Linked DNA regions of Mus musculus: region 2 is linked to region 1. A link is a loop called in an ENCODE intact Hi-C map of the cell type or tissue named here. Cell type or tissue: gastrocnemius. All regions are shown on one strand. Links, peaks and the distances in the headings refer to the core of each region. The heading gives the core; the rest is flanking DNA. Region 1 has its middle 18 kb from the start of Gm52536. Region 2 has its middle 30 kb from the start of A630075F10Rik.

The links. Peaks named below come from ENCODE experiments on the same cell type or tissue, not always from the same donor. Only the 100,000 strongest peaks of a DNase experiment are listed, where the experiment ranks them.
Region 2: it touches region 1 in a loop (8-fold over the local background); 16 of 42 quality-filtered maps call a loop at or near these places.

What each region holds. Positions count from the first base shown.
Region 1 is chr2:169,055,961-169,067,250 of GRCm38, forward strand. No RefSeq gene overlaps it. Among named protein-coding and RNA genes, the nearest start is that of Gm52536, 18 kb to the right of the region's middle. In gastrocnemius, for the core only: a CTCF peak has its summit at 2,058 (motif pointing right); DNase peaks (open chromatin) are centred at 5,783 and 8,626; H3K4me3 peaks cover 586 bases; H3K27ac peaks cover 309 bases.
Region 2 is chr2:170,095,107-170,106,396 of GRCm38, forward strand. No RefSeq gene overlaps it. Among named protein-coding and RNA genes, the nearest start is that of A630075F10Rik, 30 kb to the left of the region's middle. In gastrocnemius, for the core only: CTCF peaks have their summits at 6,271 (motif pointing left), 7,050 (motif pointing right) and 8,966 (motif pointing left); DNase peaks (open chromatin) are centred at 6,258, 7,031 and 8,943; H3K4me3 peaks cover 222 bases.

The DNA.
Region 1 (11,290 bases), core at 1,631-9,630:
AGGTGTGTCCCCTGAGGGACAGAGTCCGTATGAAATGGTGTTGGTTCTCTTCCCTTTCATTGCTTCACTTCTCACCTCCCTGTGTGTTGTCCCTGGGCCACCTCCCACAGAAGTGATTCCCTGCGCGGAAGCAAGAGAAGAAGAAATGTACACCCTCACATACGTCCAGCCTCCTTCTGTGGCTCTGGGAATCAAACTCAGGACCGCATATGTGCAAACACTCTGTTCACTGAGCTATTTCCCCAGCTCCCAGAACGCAGTTTGTTGTAGCTTTTAAGTCACAACCAGATCACATGGCTGGTCCATGCCGCAAAGGAGGCTGGGAGAGCAGATGGCCAGTTTCCTAGGCCCTGGGCTGTAGTTTGGGCCTTGGGGATGGGTGTTTTGTGGCCGGGCACCTTTCTTGTTTTGAATTGATTTTGTAGAGATGGGCAGGAAAACCACAATCGATTTGCCAGTTTGTAGGAATAACTCCAAGCCAAATGTGCTTCCAGAAAGGAATCTTCACGTGTTCATGGCTGAAAAGCTTAAATTTTATAGCAAGGGTTTGAAGTCTCTGTAAATGACAGAGACAGAAAGCCCGGCAATTCAGTCTGTTGCCAGATGGCTTCCAGCGAGCTGAGCCCTGTGTGTGTTCAGGGCTCGGCGGTGCAGGTCCTGGGTCCTGCCATGTCTTACAAGGATGTGTGTGATGCTGGTGAGGAAGGTGTCAGTGGGAGGAGCATGTCTGCCAGTAGTTGATTGGGAAGTGTCCCGAGTGGAGGCTCACCAGGGGAGCAGTGTCCAGACCCAAGCTGTGCTCGCCATCGGCCCAGAACCCATTCAAGTCAAGTGAGATGGAGGCTTTTGGTCGTTGGGGATATCACAAGCCTGAGAGATGGTAGCAAATCAGGTGCTTGAAAAAAATATGGATTGGGCGTAATAAGGTGGCTCAGCAGGTGTCTTAGTCAGGGTTTCTATTCCTGCACAGACAAGAAGCAAGTTAGGGAAGAAAGGGTTTATGCAGCTTACACTTCCATTCTGCTGTTCATCACCAAGGAAGTCAGGACTGGAACTCAAGCAGGTCAGAAAGCAGGAGCTGATGCAGAAGCCATGGAGGGATGTTCTTTACTGGTTTGCTTTTCCTGGCTTGCTCAGCCTGCTCTCTTATAGAAGACTACCAGCCCAGAGATGGCACCACCCACAAGGCAACCTCCCCCCTGATCACTAATTGAGAAAATGCCCCACAGCTGGATCTTGTGGAGGCATTTCCCCAACTGAAGCTCCTTTCTCTGTGATAACTTCAGCCTGTGTCAAGTTGACACACAAAACCAGCCAGTAAGGGTGACTGTGGCCAAATTCATGAGAGAAGTTCGGTCCCTGGGACTCAGATGGTGGAAGGAGAAGACCCATTCCTGCAAATTGCCCTCTGGCTTCTACAAGCGTGTTGTTACACATATGTCTATTGCACACACACACACACACACACACACACACACACACACACCCTGAAAATAAAAATATCATAAAAATACACTATAAGAACTTACTGCTTGTTGCCTGCTGCAGAGAATTCTCCCAGACACCTCTGCAGCTCTGCCAGGGGGGTCTAGATCACCCAACATTGGATGCTGCACAGCTGTCTGAGACTGTTTGAGCTGTTGGAGTAGGTATCTCTCACGCCTGACCTCTCAAGAGTCAAAAATATAGGAACCAAGTGTTAGCAGAAACGTGTCTTCCTCCCCTAGAATGTGACTAGATTAGATGTGGTTTTAAAAATGCTTCCTTCATTCGTGGTGGCTGGGACATTTTTCTGGGCAATGAAATTCTTTTAGAAATGGTGGTTATATTGCTATTATTTGACCTGGAAGAGTTGAAAGACTCTGGGATATATCAAAGTACCAACGTGATTGATGCTGGGAAGATTTTCACACACACACACACACACACACACACACACACACACACACACACACATTTTAAAAACACTTATTACTTTTATTTTATGGGTAGGGGTGTTTTGCCTGCATGTAAGAATATGGATCATGTGTGTGCAATGCCAGCAGAGGCCAGAAGAGGGCGGCAGATCCCGTGAAACCAGAGTTACTGAAGGTTGTGAGGTGCCATGGGTGTCCTGAGAATTGAGCCCAGGTTCTTGGTAAGAGAAGCCAGTGTTCACAACCCTTGACCCATTTCTTTTGCTCCTGGGGAACTCCTTCGAAGCAGCTCTTCTCATCTGGGTGTACCTAAATTGCTGTGCGGAGCATTATGGGTAAGACTGCACACTATAGTAGCTACCAGCTACGTGAGACAATGTCACTTCTTTAAAAGATTCTTCCTTTATTTATTTATTTATTTATTTATTTATTATTTATTTGTCTCTGTGTAAATATTTGCACAAGCATTCGGGTGCCTGTGGAGACCAGAAGGTGTAGTGCTTTGAATGAGAATGGTCCCCTCTAGGCTCAGATTCTTGCATGCGTAGTCTAGGGTTAGTGGAACTGTTTGGGAAGGATTAGGAAGTGCGGCCTTGTTGGAGGAGGTGAATCATTGGGAGTGGGCTTTGAAGTTTCAGTGGCCCACACCAGGCCTAGTCTCTTTTTCTGCCTGTGGGTCTCAGCTACACCCCAGGACTATGCCTGTCTGCTCCCTGCCGTGATAACTATGCCCCCAGTTAAGATGCTTTCTTTTAAAAGAGTTGTTTTGGTCATGGTGTCTCATCACAGCAATAGGGCAGTAACTCATCTGAGTGATAATTGTGAGCTGCCTGATACGGGTGCTAGGAACTGAACATGCAATACTGGTCTCTGAGAGAGCACCCAGTGCTCCTAACTGCTGAGATATCTCTCTAGCCCATGGCTATCTTAGTTTTAATGGACATTAATTATAATTACAATATACATTCCAGTCCACGAGTTTCCCTGGCTATGTGTCTTGTGCTCTGTGGCCACAAGAGGCTAGTGGCTGACACCTGGGGCTGCAAAAAGACAGAACATTTTTTGCAATTACAGAAATGGCTGTTGCTAGACCAGACAAAACTAAGGCAGTACTGTCTCCCACCCTAATGGAGAAATCAGGGCAACCCCCTTCCCCGCACCGCTCTCCCCTCCGACATTGACAGTTGCCAAGTCTGGGTTATAAAGATGGGCTTATGGCTTGTAGGGCCCTGGAGAAGTGAGAGTGATTGACACTTGCTTAGGACTCTAAGTCTGGTGTGGTGCAGGAAGGCTGTCTTCTCAGTGCTTAGACGGCTGAGAGGGGAGGAATGTGAGCTCAGGGCTTACCTGTGCTCACGGAGACCCTCTGGCCTCAAAACAATCTGAATCAGCTATGACCACAAAGTATTAAACCAAGTATGAGGATCTTCCCACGTGAACTGGGCCCTCAACCCAAGAGTGGCAGACTAAGTGAAGGGGCATGGAGACCTGTGACAGTTAAGGGTGTCACCGATGTGTCTAGAGGGTGTCAATGGACAGTGATGAAGAATGGTGCTGGTGGAGCAGTAATATGGAGCATTCCAGAAGGCTGGAGGGAGGTCTGAGGGCAGGCAGTGGGCTAAGGAGCTGACCAGAGAGGGCAGGCAGTGGGCTAAGGAGTGGCCTGAGGCCACTGTGTCCTTATATTTACAGTCATCAAGATTTTAAGTTTTTAATTGTTCAGATGTACTTCACTATTTATTTGGTGTGTGTGCGTGTGCACGCATGTGTGTGTGTGCATCTGAGAGCAAATGAGGGCGTTAGGTTTCTTGGAGGTGGGATAGCAGGAGATTGTGCTGTGTATGTTGGGACCCGAGCCCTGGTCCTCAGCAAGAGCAGTCAGTGCTCTTAACTGCTATGCCATCCTCCAGCCCCAAGACTAGCTTTAAATCCTACACTATACTTTCTATATCACAAATGTTCTTGCTTGGTCCAGCATAGGAATCTTCCCTATGGGGGGAAAAAACCTCCAAACATTAGAATGAGCATATATGAATTATACAAATAGTTAATTAGCATATATTAATTATATATAATAGTTGGTCTCATAATATTTTCATACATGTGCATAGTGTTTTTTCATCATGTTTACCCATTACCCTGTCATGGCTCCTCCCATTCTTGCTGATCTCTTCTAACACAATCCCTTCTACTTGTGTGTGTGTGTGTGTGTGTGTGTGTGTATGCATGTGTGTTTATATGTGTATGTGTGTGCATATGTTTATGTGGGTGCATGTATGTGTGTTTCTATGTGTGTGTATGTGTATGCACATGTGTATGTGGGTGCATGTATGTGTGTGTACATGTTTATGTGTGCTTCTACATGTGTCTGTATGTGTGTTTCTATGTGTGTGTGTATGTGTGTCTCCTAATGACTTGATTTGGCTTGCTAACTTGCAGGCTGGGAGAGGGGTTGCTGACAGACACACAGCAACTTAGCAGAGGCTGTACCAATGAAGAAAATAATGGTCTCCATCCTCTGGATTCATTCGGAGGATGTAGGTGTCTCTAGGATGTGAAGTTTTTCTGTTTCTTTTGGAGGAGAGGAGGGTGAGGCCCAGGAAGTGCCTTGCTTAGGGTCACAATCTGGTGCTGTTCGAGGAAGGAAGGAGAGGAGACTTGCCTCAGGTCTGCGCAGGTACGCATCCTCTGGGAGCCCCTCCCGGAGGCAGGGCTGGCCAGGGAGACGCTGGACTGTTCCAAGTGTCAGAGAAAAGCGTTGCCTGCTTGCTTCCGCACGTGCTACTTCCCGAGAAGGTGTTCCATCAACAGAAATGCTGATTCTCTGGCTTTCTCACGCTAAATTTAGAAATGACATTTGCATTTCCGCAGATCCACAGCACCGGCTTAGAAACAGTTCCCAGAGCCGGGGCCAAGTGAATAGTTTCCCTTTCTTGGCTGTGGGGAATTAGCAAAAATTAGGATGTGCCTGTAACAGGGTAGATGAAGACAGTTGAAAATAGTAAATGCATCCTTTTTAGGAGGTAAAAATCAGTTGTACCTCCAGTTAAATGCAGGGGTTCCAGCCAAATTTCTTCCCTCGATCCCTAACTCTGCCCCTCCCTCTTCCCTCCTCAGTGTCCATCTTCTTTTGTGTGTGTGTGTGTGTGTGGGGGGGCTTGTTAATTTTGAATATCAAAGTTTTTTAAAAATTTTATTTATTTATTGTGTGCATGCTTGTGTGTGCGTGTGTATGTGTATGCACATGTGAGTGTATATGTGTGTGTGCATGTGCCTGTGTATGTATGTGTGTGTGCATGTGTGTGCATGTACCTGTGTGTGTGCCTGTGCCTGTGTGTATGTGTGTGTGTGCACATGTGTATGTGTGTGTGTGTGTGATGCGCAAATATGCACAAACACACAGGCCACAGGGTGCTATGGAGGTCAGAGGACAAATTGCAGGCATGGGTTCTTTTCTTCATCTGGGCTCCAGGGGTAGAACCTAGGCCATCAGGCTTGGTGGCAAGCACCCTTTGCCCTCTGAGCCATCTCGCTGGTCCCAAACCTGACCATTTCTTATACCTTATTGGCAGCTCAAGATCTGAGGGAAGTTCCTGTTAGACTGCAACTCACCCGTTCTGCCTGCAGTTCCTGTGCACTTCTTAGTCCGTTTGATGGAGTTCAAACATTTGAAGAATTACACTGACTTTTTCCGTCTTGGCAGAGTTCTCCCAGCTATTGAGCAAAGGAACAAACAGCTTGTTTCCTGGTCAAGAGGGCGGGAAGCTGTCAACTCCCATCTGTCTCAGGGGTTGATCTACTTTTGGTGGTAATGTTCTACCGTTTCCCGGAGTCTATAAAATCATGAGCACATGTCACCACAAGAGGGCAGTGTGCGCTCTCTCCAGGAGCCCGTACAAATCCTGCCTTTCCCGCGGTGGGTAAAAGGATTTGTCTGGCAAAGGGCAAACCCATTAGGCATCAACATCCTGCATTTTCTTGCTGTTGCTTGTCATCATGGAAGCAATGATTGGAAAGTCCTGATTACCCGCACGATCTCCTAGACAGCGCACGTCTCTAAGCGCTTGCTTTCCAACGTACTGCTTTTGATTTTCACCTGTGCTACCCACGGAACGGGGGACCTAGGGGCACTTTCCCTGCTGCTGTTGGGAGAGCCTGTCTTATCTCTGTGGAGGTTCTCATCTGCGTGGGGGGCTGGTCCCGAGGTACCAGGAATGTGTTTAACAAGACAGCAATAGCTAAAGTTTTTAAAAGAGCCTTCATTCGTCTCTTGCAGGGGCTGCTGGTGGGGGATGTCATTATTAGTGCAAAATGTTCTGGAAAGTTCTCGATGATAATAACCTAAGGCAAGCATACATGAAGAATCAGTGAATTACGTTTTCAGTCCTTTTTTTTTCTTTAACCGACATGCCAAAAAAGTAAGATTTTTTTTTTTGATTTCATAAGCAAAGCCCAGAGGTGACATTTGTACAGTTGAAATATGGCCTACTGTGACTCCGTAGAATCTCATCAATAGATCTCTTTGCCAGATGGACCTGGGACTGGCAAAATCACCATCATGTCAGTGTTTCAGCTTGCGTTTGACTGGGTGTGAGGCAGTGAAGTGAGGGTCTGGGGCAAAGACCCTCTTTGCTTTCTCTTTTTATACAAAAATTCAGCAAATCAATTGTTGGCTTTAGACCTGCAGGGCAGAGTCTCCGTGTAGGCTGCTGTGTGACTTTCTGCTGAAGGTGAGGCCAGAGGCTCTCTGGAGGGCAGTGAGGATTGGTGGGCCAATGTGGATGTTCTAAGATGAGGGATCATCACTGGGTAGCCGCGAAGGTCAGGGAGAGCAGCCGATGCTGCCACTGGGGAGAGAGGTAGAACGTTCCAGAAAGATGGTGCTGGGTCCGTTAGGTCTTGATCGCTGGTGTCTGGCAATGACAGACAGAAAGATTTTCCCCAACAGAAACAGAGCAAATGAGGTTACAAATACATCCATGCACTGATGGCCAGGGATTCAAGCACTACATGCCTCCTGGGCTGGTACCTCACAGGCTGCAGAAAACCCATGATGTCACACCCCAGCAGGGAAGCCGGGAAGGTGAGATTTGTGACCCTTGGCACTCAGTCGGGGACAGTCATGCTCCTAGGAGACGTTATTTTTATTCAGGAGAGAAGGGCTTGTGGCACCTAGGGACGAGAAGAATCCCTGGCTTGATGGAGAAGAACTCTGTTACCACACGCCAGCAAGACAGGGTGAGAAGCCCAGAGAGACTTGCTCAGGAGGGAGAAAGAGAAGGGGAAGGGGGAACTTAGGGAGCTATGCACTAAGTTCTGGGGACCCACTGAGTGTGTGACAAGAGAGGAGGTCTAGATGAGGTGGCAGAGTGAACTCTTCGTGGTTCCAGCAGACCTGCCAGGAGTTTGAGATTGGGCCTTGCTGGCCCCATGTGGGTACCTTCCTCCCTCCCTCCCTCCGTCCCTCCCTCCTTCCCTTCCTCCTATGCTCACACAGCTTCCAGGCAGTAGGCAGATGGCTCAGCTGGTGGAGAGTGTGCTGTAGAAGCACAGGACCCCGAGTTCAATCCTCAGAACCCACACTGTAACAAGTCAGACGCTCTTGACATCCCAGCGCTTGGAAGGCAGAGACAAGAGGATCCAGGCCACAGGCTGAGCATAGAAACAGAGATGCTCCCTTGTGGAGAGTTGTCTCTGGGGCTAGGGGTGCTGCTGGCACTCGGTGAGCAGAGGCCACAGATGTTGCTCTTGCTTGTGCACTGCAGAGGGAGCTGCCCTCCCCCCTCCCCCGGCCCCCAGCCCTGTTTGCTGTACTGAGTTTGCTGGTCACGCTCAGAGGAACACAATGCAGTTCCCATCCTTGCCTGCTCCAAGTCAAACATGTCCACAGGTCAAAGAATTTCCCATCTATTAGCTGGGGTGCCCTTTATCCCCGAATGCAGGAGTCAGAGGCAGGGCAGTCTCTGAATTTGAGGCCAGCCTGATCTAAATACAGAGACTGTCTCAAAACACCAAAACCAAACCAACCAACTAATCAATCAACCAACCAACCAACCAACCAACCAACCAACCAACCAACCAATCAAAAAGCCCTAAGTCTTCCTTTGCAGATGGAAGGACTGAACAAAGGGGATCACATTCAGTGTGCTTACTCATGCCTGTGTGTGTGCAGGTGTGAGCATGTGTGCATGTGTGTGTGGGTATGTGCATGTGTGTGCGCGTGTGTATGTATGAGAATGTGTGCATGTGTGTGCATGTGCATGCATGTGTGTGTGAGCATGTGTGCATGTGTGTGTGTGTGTGTGTGTGTGTAGGTATGTGCATGTGTGTGTGCGTGTGTATGTATGAGAATATGTGCATGTGTGTGTGTGTGTGAGAGCATGTGTGCATGTGTGTGTGTGTGCATGTGTGTGTGTGTGTGTGTGCATGCATGTATGTGTGTGTGTGCATATGTGGGTAGACAGTGAGGCAAAGGATAACATTGGTTGTCTTTTTCCTTCAGGATCCATCTACCTTGGCTTTTGGAACAGAGTCTTCAGGCCTGAATTCTGTCTCTTCCCAGTGCTAGGACCGTAGGTGGGGCCACTATTGCTGGACTTTTTCCATAAATTTGGGGCTTAAATCTGGCTCTTAATGCCAGATGGTCACATCTCACTGGCTCCTCACTGTCCCCTTGGGGGTGGCCGAGGGTCTAAGTGGAGCATCTAAAGGGCGTACGCATTGCCGCATGGCACAGCATGGCGCCCCGCTGGCCCATGAGCAGCTCTTGTGTTGTAGAGGATGTCTAGGGTTATTTTTAGAAAAGGTTCACTTGTTTTATGTGATGGCGCGCATGTGTTTGATCCAGGGGGTGGCACTATTAGAAAGTGTGGCCTTGTTGGAGTAGGTGTGTCCCTGTGGGTTTGGGCTTTAAGACCCTCATCCTAACTGCCTGGAAGGAAGTCTTCTGCTAGCAGCCTTCAGATGAAGATGTAGAACTCCCAGCTCCTCCTGCACCATGCCTGCCCAAATGCTGCCATGCTCCCACCTTGATGATAATGGACTGAACCTTTGAACCTGTAAACCAGCCCCAATTAAATGTTGTCCTTATGAGAGTTGCCTTGGTCATGGTGTCTGTTCACATCAGTAGCACCCTGAGACATTTTATTTTATGAGTGTTTTTCTACTCCCATGTATATGGTGCTTGTGGAGGCCAGAAGTCAGCATCAGATTGCTTAGAACCAGAGCTCTGCATGGTTATGAGTTGTCATGTGGGTGCTGGGATTTGAACCTGCGTCCTCTGCAAGAGCAGCCAGCTCTCTTAACTGCGGAGCCATCTCTCCAGCTTGCAAATGTCTGTTTCAGGCCACTGTTTGCTGCGTTTCCATCTGCCAAAGTTTGGGAATTAAGTCATCACTGTCAAACTCGGAATACCCAGGGGAGAACGAAGCGTTCTGTGGCATGGCGGCAGCACCACAAATTAAAGCTAATTCTTTAAAAAATGATGACGTGACATCGTGCTTTGATGTAACGTGATGTGACAGGCTGTGAGCTCTATTTCTGTAAGATCTCCTTAACATAGAGTAGGACATGGATTAATATGGTTTACGCTGCCCAGGACCCCGGAGACTGGGCCACATGTCCTATCAGGCTCAGTCATGTGCCACGCACAGTGGGACAGATGCGTGCAGCTGGCTGCTTAGTTCCCTTTCGTGTGCAGAGTTTGGAATCCACACTCGTTCTGAGACTCTCTAAGGGGTCACGATGGAAATGAAGAGTTGAAGGGGAAAGGGGCCTGTGTCTCCTATGTCTCCTGGTTTACACTGCTGAGCTATGTGGTTTTAGAATGGGAATTTCCATGGCTTCATGAAGCAGGGCCTGCAATCCTTGTTCACCGTGTATGAAAGGTGGCCGGATTTTTAATGGTTGTCTGGGTTCTGTGTCAAGAAAACTTTTGCAGATTCCCCAGAGTTCACTGGGATGAATAACTTATTCAGCCAACATGGGAAGGGGCAGTGACAACTTAGTTGGCATACATGTGGCCATCCTAACGTAAGACATCTATCTCTTCGTACACAGATGGGCATACAGTGGGGGTTTCTTCTCATTCCTGGAAGAGGGTTGTAGTGAGTAGCTGGTTAGCCTGAGGTAAACCTGGCTGGCTACAAAGCTTGTGGTCTGTGATTATAGCCCCGATAAACTCATTGTGAGGGAAGAAATGGCCAGTGGCAGATCTAAAAACCAAGGCCTGATTAACACAAGTCTGCAAGCTAGGTGGGGTGGGAGAAGAGAATGAGTTATATACGATATGGAAATGAGTGAGGAGGAGAGTCAGCAGAGGAAGGGTTTGGAGTCCATCCTGATCTAAATGACGTAGGAGCATCTTTCCGCAGCCCTGGGTTGGGGGATTTGGGGGATTTTTTTTGTCTCTCTCTGTGTACACACATATGTATAGATTTACAAGTATATATGTTGTGCTCATTTTTTTTTTGAGACAGAATCTCTCACTAGGATGATGCTCACCAAATAGGGCAGGCTGGCCAGCCAGAGAGCCCCAGGGATCCCCCTATGGCTGCCCCTGAGCACTGGGATTACAAACACATCTGACTCATTACAGTGTGTGTGTTTGGGAATTAACTCAGGTTCTTGTGCTTCTACAGCTAGGCCATCTCCCCACTTCCTGCAATGAAGGCTTCTGAAGTTATGAGAGCATCGAAGGAGAAAGAGTCACAATTGATTGGTAATGTCTGCCCTGGCTATAGAAGTTATGCATGACAGCACACAGGATATACGTTCATAATGGCTGATTTAAATGCATGCTTGTTCAGAGATGGAGGGAGTGAGGGATAGAGAGAGGGAGTAGAGAGAGCTAGAGAGACAAGAGAGGAAGAAGAGGAGGGAAAAAGAAAGAAAAGGAGACAGGAAGCAGGAAAGGAAGAGAAGCATGATTGATTAGTAATGTCTGCCATGGGTGTAGGAGTGTGGGGACAGCACACATTATATACTGATAGTTTCTGATGTAGGTGTAGAGCACAGCTCTGACATAATTTCCTCGAATTGTCTTTGGTAGGTGACCGAGTTTCTCTCTTTATACTTCTTGCTCATCAGCAGATGCCCTTTAGTTGTTTAGACCTAGGCTGTACTTAAACCACATTAATAAAGTAATGTCACAATGGGTTTCTCAGACACGAAGGTGGTAGATGGGCAGTGGCACATACCATTGTGTAGGTGTGGATTCTAGTGGCACTCTGTTGTGTGACAAAGCACTCTAACCAAAAACAATTAAGGGAAGAAAGGACTTACTTGCTTATACCTCCAGGCCACAGTCCATCACCGAGGAAGTCAGGCCAGGAACTCAAGGCAGGAACTTGAAAACAGAACTAGAGAGAATGAGT
Region 2 (11,290 bases), core at 1,774-9,773, 1.0 Mb after region 1:
ACTTTAACACGGAACTGTGAGCCAAGATAAACTCTTTCTCCCTTCGGTTGCTTTGGTGAGGGCATTGCATCACATAAATAGTACAGACACTAAAGCAGAAAGCAGATACGGAATATATACATATAATGCACATACATATATATCACACACACACACACACACACACACACACACACACATTAATAGAGGGTCTCACTATGCAAGCCCTGACTTCTGACTAGCTGAAACTCACAATGTGTTCAGGCTGGGCTCTAACTTGTGGCAATCCTCCTGCCTCCACCTCCTGACTCTGCTGAGCATGAATTCACAGAGATCCACCTGCCTCTGCCTCCCAAGCACTGGGACTAAAGGTGTGCACCGCCGCTTCCTGGCACACAAATACATTTTTCTCAGGGTCTTATACATGGCTTTCTAAGCTTCATACTCAGCCCATCGCTCTGGATTGATCAGCCTGAAGCTTACTCTTAGGGGAAGGGTATGAGGAAGTATTTGTACATCTGTCTCTCATCTCTGAGACAGCAGAAACGTTTGCCAAAGCCCGGATCCAGAGCCAGGCACAGGGCAAAGACTTGTAAATCCAGTACTTAGACGTTAAGAGATGAAAATCGAGATCTAGGCCAGCCAGGCGACACAGAGCATGCAAGACCAGTCTGGACTGCACAGAGAAACACTCACTCCATAACAGCCAAGAGAGATGGCCGGTGTCTTTAATCCCAGCACTTGAGAGGCAGAAGCAAGCAGCCCTCTAGGAGCTCAAGGCTTGCCTGGTCTACATAGCAAGTTCCAGGTCAGCCAGGGTGATACAGTAAGGCCCTGTCTCAAGTACTCAGATACATAAGTAAGTTCTGACTTCAAAATGAAGAGACTGGGCAGTCTCTGATAGTAGATTCATATTGTATAAAATATAGCAGTTTGTGATCATTTATAATAGCTTGAGATGTGAAGTCATTAGGCTTCAGGATGGACAAGTGGAGGAGGCCTGAACCCCAGTTACTTTGCAGCTGAGGCAAGGGGATTTCAAGTTCAAGGCCCACCTGGGCAACTTGATGGGATGCTCTCTCAAAATAAAAAGCAAACACGGGGCTGGAGATATAGCTCAGTGGTCGGGAACACTTGCCTGACATGATCAAGGAAGAGCCCGGATTCAAATACCAACATCACAGAGGGAAGCACATATACATAGACTCTAACATATGAGTAATGTCACTTACAAAACTGTACACTTCGGACAGTTATGACAGTGAATGCTATGTTCTTTACACATTTAACATACACCCAAATCCGTAGCGCCTGTGGGACTGCGGGGCTACCCACTGTACAATGGCTGCCCTTTTACGTTCCTGAGGCCTGGATGCCCCATGTCATATGACTTATAGGCCTCCTCAGCCACTCCCCACTTGGTGCCACAAAGCCATCTACATGCTGGTCTGTCTGCTGCACCCCACAAGGCCCCCGGTATCCAAGATACCTCCTTTGCGTGGCGCCACCTTGCTTCCTCCCACATGAAAGCCCTGGGAAGGGCTAGCAGGGCAGAACCCTGAGAGGATTGCAGGGCCTCGGTCCCCAAATCCTCTCTAATTACACTGATTGTTAGGCTGCTGATTAGCCAGAGCGGGCGTCAGCATTAAACAGTCATTTATCAAACCCTGAAACTCTTTCTTCAACAGAAAATCATGACCCTGGCCCTGCACCCCTGGAAACAGGAGCCATTTATGTCAGCCCTTGTCAGCGGGGAGGCCAGGGTTCCCAGTCAGTTGAGGCAGCTGACAGCAGACAGCAAGGCCTATGTCACCATGCAGAGACAGGCCTGTCATGGGTGTGTGTGGGTGTGGGTGTGTGTGTGTGCACGCAAGTCTGTGTTAAAGAAGCTTAGGGTGTAGATAAACTGAGGCCTTGGCGCGCAGCCCACACAGAGCCCCAGCCGAGTCTCAGGCCACTTGAAGGAACAGAAGGGAAAAACCCCAAAAGTCTTTGTCCTTTTTTTTCCCCTTTGAGACAAGGTCTCACCATATGGCAGTGGCTAACCTGGACTATGTCCACTGGGCTGGCCTCAAACTCACAGTGATCTACCTGCCTCTGTGCCTGACTTTTTGGTCATTTTTGGAACTAAAGGTGTGCGCCACCATGCCTGGCTTCCTTAATGCCTCAGAGTGAGTACCTCTGTGTGCTTCCCATGGCTAACAGGTTGCCTCAGTGGGATTCTCTCAGGGAAGGGAAGATGGCTCAGTGGTTAAAAGCCCCGACTGCTCTTCCAGGGCAACCTACATTTGGTTGCCAGCACCCACTGGGTGGCTTACAACCCTCTGAGCCTCCAATCTCGGGGATCTAACGCCCTCTTCTGGCCTCCACGGCACTGCACGTATGTGGTATGCATGCATTCATTTAGGTGAAACACTCATACATTAGGATAAATCTTTTTTAAAGGAATCTAATCTCATAGTTTTTGGAAGTTTGAAGTTCCAAAGTACACAGGACAGGGAAGAGTCTGTCTTCAGCCAGCCAAACTAAAGGCTGTCCAAAGCTGTCGCTGGATGCTGGGCCCTTCCATAGCAGAGAACAACAAAGGGATGCTCTGCTGCCACAGCACCGTACAGCATCAGGACCACCTTGCCCCAGAGAGCTGTAAAGGGCACAGCTGCAGAGCCAGCACCAGGGATCTGTCAGGGCTACAGCTAAGAGCAAACAACGAAGGTTCAAGACTGCACGCAGGCAGTTCATAGCTGCGCAACTTACATGTAGTATATTCAACCTGTCCTGCCCTAAAAACCTAAGGGTGAAGGCTGGGAGGTGTGGCTTCATCTGTAAAATGCTTCGCCTTGGATGTGTAAAGACCTGGTTTCCATCCCAGCACTGCCTCACGCTGGGTGTGGTGGCAGAGAGGACGAATCTTTCTGAGTTCCAGACCAGCCGGTTCTACACAGTGAACCGAAGGCCATCTAGAACTGCATGTCTTTAAAAATTAAAATAAGTCTCCTATTAGTAATTATGAAAGACAGTCATCATATCTCCTGGCCATGTAACCAAGCAAGAATTTAATGACTATCACTAAAGAGAGCACAGATTTCTGTGCATCTGCTGTTTGGTTTGAGGGTGCCAGCCAGAGGGTTCCAAGAATCCTGCTATGTTCCCCCAACTCCAGCTTGTTGTTTGAGACATGGTCTTACGAACTGGGGCACTACCATAGTTTAGGCAATGGTGGATCAAACTCAGGATCTCCTTCATGCTGGGCAAGTACTCTACCACTGAGCTACATCCCTCCATTCACTGTTTTTTATGATTTATTTATCTTATGTATATGAATGAGTACACTATAGCTATAGAGATGGTTGTGAGCCATCAAGTGGTTGCTGGGAATTGAACTCAGGACCTCTGTTCACTCTGCCCTACTCGCTCCGGCACAAAGATTTACTTATTATGATATGTAAGTACACTGTAGCTATAAGCAGACACATCAGAAGGTGTCAGATCTCATTACAGATGGTTGTGAGCCACCATGTGGTTGCTGGGTTTGAACTCAGGACCTTCAGAAGAGCAGTCAGTGCTCTTAACTGCTGAGCCATCTCTCCAGCACCCCCCCCCATTCCTTTTTTGTTTTTGTTTTTCGAGACAGGGTTTCTCTGCGTAGCCCTGGCTGTCCTGGAACTCACTCTGTAGACCAGGCTGGCCTCGAACTCAGAAATCCTCTTGCCTCTGCCTCCCAAGTGCTGGGATTAAAGGCGTGCACCACCACTGCCCGGCTCCATTCAGTTTTAAAACAGTTTTGGTGAATAGCCCTGGCTGGACCGACCATTTGAACATTGTTTATAGACATGGGCCAGCACGCCCAGCTTTGGTTCTCCAACCTTCTGTGGTCCACTGCTCTGCCACTAACAGCATTTCCTTTTGAAAAGCTAGGGTGCCGCACTGCTTTTTTTTTTTTAAACTGAGAATCCCATATATGTGTACAATTTATCCTGATCAAATCTACCTTCTGCTCCTTCCAACTCCTCCCATCCTCCCCAAGCCTCCTTCCCCACTTCCTGTGTTCTTTGCTTTTCGCATTCTCTTTAAAGCAGAGACCCCCGGGGAAGAAAACTGTGGACAGTGTGGGACTCTGTCAGTATTCCTCAGTGAGGGTGGGTGTCTGGTTTCTCTTTCTCTGGAGAGAGGCAACTGGACGCTTGGGAGATGGCTGGTTCCTTTGCGAGAAAAAGAACGGACAAGGAGCGCTGCTTTCCAGGGACCCTCGTTTACTTACTGATACCCTTATTGCGGAGGAGGGCACTGCGCATGTGTGGAAGCCAGAGGACTGTGCGGGAGACCATTCCCTTTCCTCCGTGTGGGTCCTATGGCCCAAACTCAGGTCCCCAGACTTTGAGACAAGCATCTTTTACCTGCAGATCCATCTAGTCAACCCTCTCTTTTTGTACTTTTAATTTACTTATGTGTGTCCATGGATCTGTCAGTGTATGTGCAAGAGCATGCAGGTGTCTGCAGAGGCCAGAAGCAAGCATCGGATGTCCCGGAGTCGGAGCCGTAATTACATCCCGGCAGTTCTGAGCTGCCTGACAGGTGCTAGGAACTTGGTCTTACCCATAAGCAGGCAGTGCTCTTAGCCAATGAGCCACCTCTCCTGCTTTCTCTAATCTTTTAGTAACAGCCCTTTGGGATTTCCTTTGGGATCCACTCCTCATAGTCCCAATAGATAAATGTTGGGGGTGGCTCATTTCCTGAGGATGGACAAAGATAAGCAATCTGGCCCAACCAATCAGGGTGCGCCATCTTCCGGGATACCATGACTAGTTCAGCCATCAGCTGTGTAACCAAGACCAGCCAATGATCATTTCCCTGGACTTATAATAAAATAAAAACCAGAAAGAAGGAAATTAAGTGACCTCCTCTCTTCTGCAGTCCAGTCTTTCCCTACAGCAGCCGTTTTCAACCTGTGGGTCGAGACCCTTTTCGGGCTGTTGAACAATCTTTTATCAGGGGCCGCATAATAGATAATTCTGCTTATCAGAAATTCACATTACAATTCATAACACTAGCAAAATTGCAGTTATGAAGTAACAATGAAAATAGTTTTATGGCTGGGGTCACCACATGGAGAATTTTCAAGAGTCAGTGCATTAGGAAGGTTGAGAACCAGGGCACGTGCTAGACTGGCACTCAGCTGCTCAGGGGGTAGTGTAAGTGGAGCCAGGGCTAAGTCCAGGTCCGTTTTAGTGGGTCATAGATAAGAATCTCAGAGCTTGCTGGGCAGTGGTGGTGCACGCCTTTAATCCTAGCACTTGGGAAGCAGAGGCAGGCAGATTTCTGAGTTCGAGGCCAGCCGGGTCTAGAGAGTGAGTTCCAGGACAGCCAGGGCTACACAGAGAAACCCTGTCTTGAAAACCAAAAGAGAGAGAGAGAGAGAGAGAGAGAGAGAGAGAGAGAGAGAGAGAGAGAGAGAGAGAGAGAGAGAGAGAGAGAATCTCAGAGATTTGGGGTCAGATGTGACTTCTTGTAAATGGAGTTATAGTTTTTATTTTTATTATTTTGAATTATATGCATGCATGTGTGTATGTGCACATGAGTTCAGGTGTTTTTGGAAGCCAAATGTGGGTGTCAGATCCGCCGGAGCTGGAGTTACCGGCAGCTGTGAGCTTCCCAGGGTGAGTGGAACTGAGCTCAGGTCCTCTGCAATAGCCACGTGACTTCTTCCACTAAACCACCTCTCCCGTATTTTGCTTTTATGCCTTTCACTATTTAATGACGTTTGGTGGCATTTCCAGGCTGCCTTGTTCCCCTTTTGTGAATGGTAATAGTTAACACTAATATAATTCTGTTGCTATATTTTTTTAATAACCTCCCTCCTCTGGCAAAATCAAAATATGGCATTCTGCGACGACACTAAACTGTTCAGTGCCGTTGGTCAACGAATTGTGGAAATCTGTGAAGGACTGCCCCAATACAAAATTAAGTCTTTCATTCTCTTTGAAATAATTACACCAGAGCAAAAAGCATACTCTGCCTGTGACAAAGTTCTCAGGGCATCCTTGGCAGTCTCCCCAAAATGAGTCTGCTGTGAACTCTGTCTCCACAGCTTCACAGATCAGAACCTTCCATTTGATAGCCTCGGGCCAGACCTGGTCTGTATCGGTCTGTATCCCACAGCCGAGGGATGCTGGTTCGTTTCCTGAACCTGGTCAGAATCCCAGGGACAGCTCTTCTAGGTTGCTCTTCTGGCCTTTGTCTCCAACTTGCAACCGGTTGCTCTCCTTAGCAAACGCTGCCCCCGTGTGGCCAAAAGCTGCGTAACCTGCACGAGGAACGGGGGACAGAGCTTCTCTGCTACACCAAGTCAGGAAGTTGCCCTCATCTGCTTCCTTTACAACCAAACCCTGACCTTCCAGAATTCTCCAGCGAAAAGTAACCCAACCTGACGAGGACTTCCCTTCAGTGTATCCTGACTTCATTGCCGAGGTCATAATTTGACCCTGGACCTTAAGTTTCCCGATACGTACCAAGGAGCAGAGGACGCCATACTCTGTGAGGTTCAGATATAAAAAATGGAAAGCAAGGAGTCAGCCAGATTGTTTGGAGAGTAAGAAGTGCCTGCCCCACGTGCCTGATGAACTAAGAGAGACTCCCCAGAGCCCACATAAAAGTGAAAATAGAGAGCCATCTTCAAAAGCTTGCCCTGTGACCTCCAGGGTACCGTGCCACATGTACCTACGCAAGGCACCCTATGTACACATACAATAATAATAGTCAAAGAAACAAGTGTTAAATGCACAGAAGCATCCGAGGTTGCTGGGCACAAATAAAAGTTCAGGAAACATTTGCTATATTTGGGGTGGGAGGGGGGGGCAGTTTTCAGGATTGCTTTTAATATTTTTATATATAGGTATCTGCATGCGGGTATGTGCACATGTGTGCATGTACCCAAGGAGACCACAGGGACCCGGTGCCCTGGAGCTGAACCCCAAACTCCGGGCTTCTGAAGAGAAGAGCATCTGAAGAAGAGCACTGGTTGTTCTTAAGGAGAGAACTGTCCCCTGCAGGGGGTGCTCTGGCTCCCGCTCACAGGCCCTGGCATTCACCCCCAACGAAGATGTAATTTCCTTTTCTCTTTTAAAGAGCTGCCTTAACAGAAAATAACGGACGGGTTTTTGTAAACTTGTTTTTATTTATTTTTTTTAAAGATTTATTTATTTATTTATTTATTTATTTATTTATTTATTTATTTATTTATTATATGTAAGTACACTGTAGCTGTCTTCAGATACTCCAGAAGAGGGCATCAGATTTCATTACGGATGGTTGTGAGCCACCATGTGGTTGCTGGGATTTGAACTTGGGACCTTCGGAAGAGCAGTCGGCGCTCTTAACCACTGAGCCATCTTGCCAGCCCAACTTGTTTTTATTTTATGCATATGTGTTTTGCCTGCATGTGCCTGTGCACTGCTTGCTTGCCCAGTGTACACAAAGGCCAGAGAAGAACATTGGGTCGCCTGGAATGGAAGCCACCAGTGGTTGGGAGCTGCGACGTGGGTGCTGGGAATCAAACCCAAGCCCTCTACCAGAGTGTCTCACACTCTTAAGCTCTGCACCATTCCTCTCGCTCTGTCTAGGTTTTGAGACAAAGGCTCAAGTCTTGGTAGCCCAGGCTGACGCTGAAGGCTGGGGATTAGAGTCATGTGCCATCACTCACAGCCGAAGACCATCACAGCTGGGCTTGTTGACTCTAGACATTTCCTCTTAGAAGGACAGAACAGGGAGGCTCGTGACACCCACACTGGCATGACACCCACACTGGCATATACACCCTGCCCAACTAGCTGTATGTTATTCTGCTCTAACTGTCCATGGGGTTAGCGAGCTAGGAGGTGGTGGGAAAGGATTCTGCAACAGGGCTCAGTCTATGTGGCCCCTTGGTAGCCTTCATCCCTGCTAGGTGCAGACCGTCCAGTGTGGCTGTTTAAGATCACCCACACACCTGTTGTTAATCCCTCACCCTCGGGGTGAACTTTGTTGGAATCACACCTTGGTTTGTCATTGGGTCCTCAGGAGTAGTGAAGGAATTTTCCCAAAAGGAAGGAATTTTAGCAACACAGTGCATGCCTGTAATCCCAGCACCCGGGAGGTAGAGGCTTGTGTAATGCCTATGCGGGGAGTTTGAGGCCCAAAAGCTTCAAGTTTGTTGTGCTGAGCTGAACTCTTGAACATGGCAGTGGTCTGGCTCAGATGATAACCCTTTATACCACACAACTCCAAACCCAGAGAATGTGGTTCTGAGGATGGGACCTAGGGTTTGCCTGTTACCAGGCACTCGCCAACTAAGCTGTTTTTGGTTGTTGTTCGGTTTGCTTGGCATTTTGTGTGTGAGAATGGGAGTTGGTTTTGGGACAAACAGCAGTGTAGCACTGGCTGGCTTCAAAGATGCTCAGTAGCCAACCTTGACCTTGACCTTGACCTTGACCTCCTGATCCTCCCGAATCCTTCTACCACCTCACCAAGTGCCTTTGAAATGGAGAAGATTCAAACGCAAGAGTGACTAGACACGAGTTGAAGCTCTGCAAAGGTCACCACCACACACAAGCACACATGCACATACATGCACACACACATTCATTCACACACTCTCCCATACACTCACAAACACACACCACACAAGCTCGTACAGTCATCCAATCAGGAGAAAAGGCAGTGGAGGAAGGGTGAATGTAGATCCTTATTTTCCACTATCCAGACTTCAGTACTATTGGGGGATTTGAACCATTGACAGACTATTTGACTTGGTAGATTTTTTTTATTGAGAGCAATTTCATCAGGATGGCAAGGGCTGTGAAAAATACTACTCGCGGACAGGATTGGCTGCCAGAGCCACTGTGCATCCTCTCGAAAACCCAAAGCCACATCACTCTGGTCACACAGAACTCTCAGCACCAGGAAGGAGCAGCCACAGAGTGCCATGTGCCTGATGCCAGCGCCACCGTGTGGCAAAGGTTTGAAGCTTCCGTTCACTTGGACTGAAAGATTTTTGGCCCGTTCCTAAACTTACGAGATTGATACGTATTAGCAAAAATGTCAGACACATAGGGAAACTTAAAACACAACCCTGTATCACAGTTGTAAGATTTGAGTGTATTAATTTGGACAGAATAAGATAGCAACTGAGCCACAACCATCAGTCAAGGTGGAGGCCAATAAAGATTGTCCCCAGCTACATGATAGTCTAAGGCCACCCTGAGTTGCATTAAGACCCTGCCCCCCTCCCCAAAAAAAGAGATTAAAACAAATTTTAAATTGGGGTGGGGGGGGTGAATTGAGACAGGGTTTCTTTGTACAGCCCCGGCTGTACTGGAACTAGAGCTATAGACCTGGCTAGTCTTGAACTCAGAGATCCACCTGCCTCTGCCTTCTGGATGCTGGAATTAAAGGCTTAAGCCACCATACCTGGCAAACACACACACACACACACACACACACACACGTGCACACACCAAGCCCTACAGGATGGAGAGATGGCTCTGTGGTCATGAGCACTGGCTGTTCTTCCGGAGGAAGAGCTCAGCTTCTAGCACCCACTCGTGGTGGCTCACAACCATCTGTGACTCTAGTTCCAAGGGATCGCATGCTCTCTTCAGGCCTCAAGCACCACGCACACAGGTGCACATGCATACATACATACATACATACATACATACATACATACATACAAAGCCCTCATGCAGGCGGGCATCAACCCTTGGCTTGTGAGCTGCAGGGTACTCGGAACAGAACCCTGGGATCATCTTTTTAAGTGACAGACAGGAGGAGGCATGGTAGAGCAGAAGAGACAGGTTCAACTCTCACACTGCTGCATGGAGGACCAGAGGCTCCTCCTCTCAGGGTTAGAAAGTTTTCCCCTCCAGGACCATCTACTGGGGTTTTTATTGGTGGCTGGCTGGTCTGTTGTCTTTTTGAGACAGACCAGGCTTAAACTCCCGGTCCTTTTGCCTCCACCTCCCACACGCTGGGATTCTGGGGATGAGCCGCCACAGGACAACTTGCCCGCTTCCACTGCTAGGCAGAAGGTGGAGGCATCCTAACAGGTAGTGAGCAGACCGGAGTGAATGACGCTGTTGGAATGCCTGCTGTTGACATAGGCACGCCATCAAGGATGCCATCAAGGACGCCATCAAGGAGACAAAGCCTCCTTCGGTCTAATAACAATGTATGTTGGACATGCCCACCATAGCTCTCCCCTGCCAGGGCTTAACGCTCTAAGCAAGTACTCTGGCAACCTTCTCAGCCTGGTTTGTTCTTTTTCTAAATTAAACTGGGTTTCTGATGCCGCTGGGGGAAATAGCAAAACAAGATCTGCAGGCTCTTCCCTTAAAACTATTAAGTGTCACCACCAATGGCTCCAGCAGGAGCAAAGACCATTCCCTTGCCCCCGCACCCACAACTGACAACCAGGGCAAGTTTTCAAAGATGTGTATGTTTGAGCTAACTGCAGGATGACATTGTTCACCTTTATGATCTAGACAGCTGCTCTCTGCTCCGTTTGGAGTCCAGTCCATGGCTGTCCTCAGGAAGGATCCGATCCTAGGACAACCCAGTCCCTGCCTGCAAAGGACCTAGGTGCTGCCCCACCCACGTGGTGCCTGACCCAGCAGGTCTAGTGAAACCTGACAAGCCGAATTTCTAACAATTTTGCTATTCTGGGGCAACAACGACAAAGGTCAATGCAGATGGAGCACTGCATTATGTAGAGTGGGCTGAAGTCATGGTGCTAATTATCACACAGAACACCCCCTGTTCGGACCACTGGGAAAGTCAGACTAGACTGTGGACAGGCAAGAGCTGGAGAGCAGGGTAACTCAGTAAGGGGTGTGTGTGTGTGGGTGTGTGTGGGTGTGTGCACGTGCTCCACACCCTAAAAGATGAAAATAACAAGGAAAAAAATAAAAATAAAAACCCTCCCCCTCTCCCTGCTCAAAGTGAGTTCTAACCCTCTCCATTTCTCGTGGTGGAGAGAGCTCAACCCTTCAGAGTGCTTGCTGCTCTACGGAATACGCTCTGGCCTCTGTGGCACCCGCAGTCACATGCACATAATTAAGGACTTGAGAAACTTTGGCTCAGTGGTTAAAAGCACTTACGGCTTTTCCAGAGGACCTGGAGTTCAATTGCCAGCAACCACACAGGGCAGATCCCAGCTGCCTCAAAGGATCCAATGCCCACTGCCCGCATCGGGTATTCACATGCACGTGATGTAATTATAAATAAGTCTTTTAAAGTAAACAAAAAGGGTGGGCTGGAGAGCCGTAGTCAGGAGCACCCA